Regions from separate parts of the Homo sapiens genome. Here region 2 is linked to region 1. Evidence: chromatin loops called from intact Hi-C (ENCODE). Cell type or tissue: endothelial cell of umbilical vein. All regions are shown on one strand. Links, peaks and the distances in the headings refer to the core of each region. The heading gives the core; the rest is flanking DNA. Region 1 overlaps NEURL1 (neuralized E3 ubiquitin protein ligase 1). Region 2 overlaps PDCD11 (programmed cell death 11).

Region 1 (2,908 bases), core at 92-2,591:
GGCACATTCTTCACTGGAAGTGACTGCTTCTCAGTCCTCCTCCTGGCCCCACCCAACATGGGCACCCCCAAGGTTCCAGGGCCCAGTTTATCCCTTGAGTTCTGTTATCCAGGCCGGAAATCTGGTGTCAGCCCAGATTCCCCATCCAAGAGGTCACCGTGTCCTTCTCAAATCCATCCCCTCCTTCCCTCCCCTGGCTCTGCCCATGGTTCAGGCCCCCAGCATCATCCTGCTCTGGACAATCATTCCAGCCTCCGTCCCCCTCTGCAGGGCTGCCAGGCGGGCATCTCTGCCCGACTCAGCCCTCTACCTCCTGTGGCTCCCGAGCATCAGGATAAACTCGACCCCCACTTTGGGGATTATTCAAGGTCCTCTGTGAACTGACCCCAGCCCATGTGTCTGGCCTCACCTTCCATGACCCCCCCTACCCCACCCCATGTACCTATGCTCCATGCACACGAGCCAGTTGTGTTCTAGAACATGGCACATCACTTGTCTGTTGCTTTTTGAACACTGTCCCTCTCCTTGGAGTGCCCCTCCCTGGCACTGGTCCCACAAACACTCCCACCTCACCTTCAGCCCCCAGCTCAGAAGAGCCTTTCCTCTGAGATCATCCCAATGCCCTGGGATGGAATAGACCAGACTATCCCTCTCCAAGGCTGTCCAGCCAGTCCTCTGTGCAGCCCCAGCCCTGCAGCCATGGCAGGAGGCCCTTCCCATACTGGGAGCACCCTGAAGGTAGAAAGGTATCTTTTTATCTCTAGATCCTTAGCATCTGACAAGGTGGTCACTCCATAATGCTCAAAGTAGATTTCATGAAGAAAGGAAGAAAAGAGGAAGAGGAGGAGGAGGGAGGGAAGATGAAAGCCTGGAGCCGATGGTGCGGGCTCTTTACTCTTCCCCCTTCTGCTCCTCTCCAGTGCCCCAGGTCCCTGTGGACCCAGTGAGACCCAAAGGTGACAGATTGCCTGGCCGTGACCTCGCAGCACCAGTGGGGGCCCTCCTTGTTCCTGCAGTACTATTGGCAGCACTAGCCTGTGCTCACTCGAGCAGAAAGAGCCAAGAAGCCACGCAGCCAGGTGTGTCCTGGAACATGGGGGAGCCAGAGTGCAGAGCCTTATCTGACCATCTTCCCTGGAGGCAGCAGAAGAGCATCTGCCTGCCCCCAGCCACCCCACTGCAGGACTACAGGGAGGAGGGGCGGAAAACCTTGTGCCTGGCTCCCTCCCAGCTTCTCCCGGATTAAAGCGGCAGGGGACAGAGCGCCTCCAGCTCATTTGCATAAACCATTTATAGCAGCGCCTTCAAACCCACGCCTTCCAAGAAGAAAAAAGCCCACTGCAATTGCCTGTGGCTTCCCAGTCTGTCGTTTTCCCTTCTCTTTCGTTTTTTTGTTTTAATGACAGGAAGCTGTGCTCAAGAGAAATCTCTGCCCTGGCTGTTCTTGGCAGCAGAGGGAGCTGTGCTTTCCCTCCAAATTGAATAAGAATGATAAGCAGCCAGCCCCCGGGTGTCAGTGACTTACAGTTTGCAAAGCCTACGAGCACTCACGAACTGTTTCAGTCTTCCCAGGAAGCACAGGAGGTAACTATTGCCAGACCCCATTTTACAGATGAGAAAACCAAAGCTGAAAGAGGGTAAGTGACTTGTCTAAGCCACAAAAAACTAGTAAGTGACTGTAATGGACATGGTGGCTGATGCCCAACATCTACACCACCCCAAGACAACAGCAGTTCTCAGCCCTGGTTGCACATCAGCATCACCTAGGAGGTAATAAAATTACTGGTAGAGCCAAGTGTGGTGGCTCACACCTGTAATCCTAGCACTTTGGGAGGCTGACGCAGGAGGATCACTAGAGCCCAGGAGTTTGAGACCAGCCTGGGTAACATAGCAAGACCCTGTCCCTACAAAAAAATAAATAAAAATTAGCTGGGCATGGTGGTGTGTGTCTGTAGTCTCAGTTACTTGGAAGGCTGAGATGAGAGGGTCGCTTTAGCTCAGGAGGTCAAAGCTGAAGTGAGCAGAGATCACGCCACTGTACTCCAGCCTGGGCAAGAGAGAGACTCTGTCTCAAAAAAACCAAAAACAAAAACAATTACTGATGCCCAGTATCCACGCTAGACCAATTCATAGAGAAATCTGAAGTGTGGGGCCCAGCTCCCCAAGCAATTCTCACATACAGCCAGCGTGCCATACCCTGGCAATAAGCCAATCACAATGGTTTCATTCCCCTTCTCAGTGACATGGTCAAGAATGGCCAGGTGACCCACTTCTGGCCAATGAGGCATAGATTTCCCAGCAGTGGGAAATGTGCTGGAACCCCTCTGAGAAAGGGATCCTTGCTCCACAGAACATAGGGGTCGTTCTCCTTTCTCCAGATATCACTGTGTCCTGCTGCAATTCCTGGGACCACCATGGCCATGTCACTACTGGTCTAGAAGGAAACCAACCCAAGGATGGCAGAGTAGAGAGATGGGAAGTACTTCATCCTACAGCCTTGACTCAGCCAACCCTGAAAGCCACCCACCTTGGGACATCCGGTTTTCTGCATAGTACAGCTCCTTACTGCTTAAGTCAGTGCAGGCCAGCATTTGTTATTGCAATAGATAGGCCTGAGACAACAGCAGTCACCTTCTCATGTCCCTCACCCCAGTCATCCCCATGTCATCCAGGAAAATGGGCCTCTGGATCTTCCACTGCAGGGTGGACGCTTGACTGATGGCCCCAGCTGTGGAGCTCTGAAGTCCATCCCCATGTTTGCTCCAAGGCAATGCTTCCCACAGCTCACCCCAGCTAGTGATGCGTGTGGCAGGGATATTAAGGCAGGACCATTCCTGGGAGATGTGGGGCTCCACTGGCCAGGGACTGTGGCTCTGGCTGAAGGATACTCCAAGGTCTTGCAGAACTT
Region 2 (2,908 bases), core at 312-2,811, 130 kb after region 1:
GATCTCTAAGAGGCAGCTTTCTTCCAAACCCCACCCACCACCCCAACCACCCAGCATGCATGTACGTGCACATTCACCAGGACTCATGGGTGGACCCATCGCACTCCTCTCTCAAGTCCCTCCACGGAGCCCCAGGAAAGCCAGAACTGCAGGCTGGCCCTAGGGACCCGAGAGGAAAGAGGTCAGCAGCCCACTGCTGAAAAGCCTCACTGTAACAGGACTTTCAGGGACAGCTTCCATTTGTTCTGACACACAGGAAGGAATGCGTATGAACCCCTCTAGCCCCAAAATCTTATCTAGCTACCTCTATCTTTCCGCTTCGTGGGTTCCAATATGCCATGTGTTAGTGGTTCCCTGCTCTCTGCCACTGTAACATAAAATAGCTTGTCCAGAGAAGTCCACGTACCTGCCCAATGTTAATGGCTTTTCCTTTCTTCTGACTGTGTCCTGCAGGCTCTTTCTTTGGCTCTGGATCACTCGACAGCTTGAAGGATAAGAGCATCCTCTCTTTGGATGGCTCACAGTTCAATACGACAACCTTCACCACCTGGCAAGAAACCACACAGGCTTGGCCAACTCCTCCCAGCAAGCCTTGCAGGCCCTGCAACGTGCCCTCCACTACTGCTGCAGAGGACTTGGGAGATCTACCGAGCCTTTGGATCAGATCAGGAGGCAGTGAAAAGAAGAAATGCACTGAGAGCTACACAATCCCCCAGGGCAGCCTTTGGGATAAATGGAAGACATAAGTAACTTTTTTTGTACAATCCAAGTCTTAAAAATTATTTTTCTTTTTGAGGTGATGGAGATGCTAATTACCCTGGTTTGATCGTTACACATTGTAAGCATGTATTGAAATATCACATGGTGGCCAGGCTTAGTGGCTCAGGCCTGTAATTCCAGCACTTTGAAAGGCCAAGGCAGGCTGATCACTTGAAGCCAGGGAGTTCGAGACCAGCCTGGCCAACATGGCAAAATCCCATCTCTACTAAAAATACAAAAATTAGCCGGGTATGCCGGCACATGCCTGTAGTCCCAGCTACTTGGGTGGCTGAAGCACGAGAATCACTTGAGCCTGGGAGGTGGAGGTTGCAGTGAGCTGAGATCACGCCATTGCACTCCAGCCTGGGTGACAGAGGAAACTCTGTCTCAAAAAAAAAAAGGAAAAGAAAAAAGAAATATCATATTGTACCCCATAAATATGTACAATTATTATCTATCTGTTTAAAGTCGTTTAAAGGAATAAAAAAATGCTTTTCCTAGTGATACCAAGACTTACTAGTTTTACAGCACTGCCCCCATGTGGTGACAGTGACCTCAAAACAATTTCCGATATGAGAGGCACAGGTTTATTACAAGTAAAGACTGACCTCTTCCATGCGTGCCTGAGATCCATCAGCTTGCCAGCTTCTGCTGAACCCCGCTGAGGCTTTCTCTCTGTTCTGTTCCCCGTCTCCTCCATTTAGCCGGCTCACACCCACTGCCCCATGTGCTCTCTTCCTCAGCCTCCTAAAGGCAGCCCCACTACTTACTGCTCCTTCATATTTGTGTTTGTGGGGTCACCAAGGGTAAAGGGGACCTGTCTAGGGGAAGGGTTACCTGGCCAGTGTAAAAAACTCTCTCCGGGTCAGGGATATACTCAGTACTGAGCTCATGCTTGGGCACCAGTCCCTGCACATTGTTGTAGAACTTCACAATGCAGCCATAGTCCTTGACCCTGATGATGAAGCCATGTGTCTGCAGACCAGGCTTGGCATCGGCATAGCAGGTAATGACAGGTAGTTTGGACTCAATCAGGGTTTTTTTCAGGGTCATCATCAGCTTCTTGGCTTCAGGGTCACAAAGCAAAACCTAGGGGAGGGACACAGGCTGTCATCAAGTTATCTGTTATCATGAGAGCCACTGAGCTGGTCTCTGCAACCTCTTAAACCCAAAAGCCACGGGGCCATTCCCCAAGAACCTGCTATAGCTTTTCCTCTAATCATCTCAGTGGCAGATTCTTCCTGCTGTATGACAATCTGGAGCATACAAATCACTATTTCAAATGTAATTCCTCCCATAAATTGCTGCAAACTACCCTCTCCTGACCATGAAGCAACATTAATTATCTTACATCACCTCTATGGAGTCTTGGTTACACTAACTTCTACACCATCTTGGCTCCTTCCTAGTGGGCTTTGCATCTAGTCTAACAGAACCAATGATGAACCAATTTACCACCTTAGTACTGCCGTTTATTAGCTATGAAATAAGATGGAGATGCAACTGTCTTTCACCCCTTCAGAAGGTCATCTCCTTAAAGACAGAAAAAGTATTTTTAACCCTTGATCCCACTACTGTAAAATTTTGCACCAATGGGCAATCATTACCTCTGCTGAGTCAATAACGATGAGATAAACTGAATACCGGAAAATCTAACATGCTGAGTGCCTGCCCGTGGAGCACTCTTGTGTGCATCATCATGTTGGATCTTCACAACCCTATGAAGCTTTCCTTCGGATTCGAGCCTTTGTCATAAATCACCCATGTTTTGGCAGCTTTGCCAGGGCTATTTCTGTGCCTAGAACACAACCTTTGCTCTCCCCAACCTTCCAAATCCTACCTATCCTTTCAAGTTCCACCTCTGCCAGAAATCTAGAAAACATTATTGTCATACAGAGCTGAATTGTTCTGCCATGTATTAGCTGTGTGACTCTGGGCAAGACGGTTGGCTTTCCGAAGCTTTAATTTCCCCACCCGCAAAATGAAGATAATAGTGCTTAATTGTTAGGGTTGTTTCAAGGATTAAATGAAATAATGCTTGTCACATGCCTAGCATAGAAACTGGCACGGAATACCTGTTCGTGGCAGTCCTGTTCGTGGCAGTCGCTACTGATAACGTCAACAATTCTGGCTGCTCCAGCCCACCCTC

Evidence for each region. Peaks named below come from ENCODE experiments on the same cell type or tissue, not always from the same donor. Only the 100,000 strongest peaks of a DNase experiment are listed, where the experiment ranks them.
Region 2: a loop joins it to region 1, with 7 times the contacts of the local background. A loop is called at or near these places in 6 of 110 quality-filtered maps.

The regions. Positions count from the first base shown.
Region 1 is chr10:103,541,444-103,544,351 of GRCh38, reverse strand. The region is part of intron 1 of NEURL1 (neuralized E3 ubiquitin protein ligase 1); the gene reads right to left. Among named protein-coding and RNA genes, the nearest start is that of NEURL1-AS1, 25 kb to the right of the region's middle. In endothelial cell of umbilical vein, for the core only: a CTCF peak has its summit at 1,448 (motif pointing right); a DNase peak (open chromatin) is centred at 1,441.
Region 2 is chr10:103,415,431-103,418,338 of GRCh38, reverse strand. PDCD11 (programmed cell death 11) reads right to left here. Exons shown (of 36, transcript NM_014976.2): 13 at 1,597-1,848; 14 at 407-547. Among named protein-coding and RNA genes, the nearest start is that of PDCD11, 20 kb to the right of the region's middle. In endothelial cell of umbilical vein, for the core only: a CTCF peak has its summit at 1,292 (motif pointing left); a DNase peak (open chromatin) is centred at 1,298.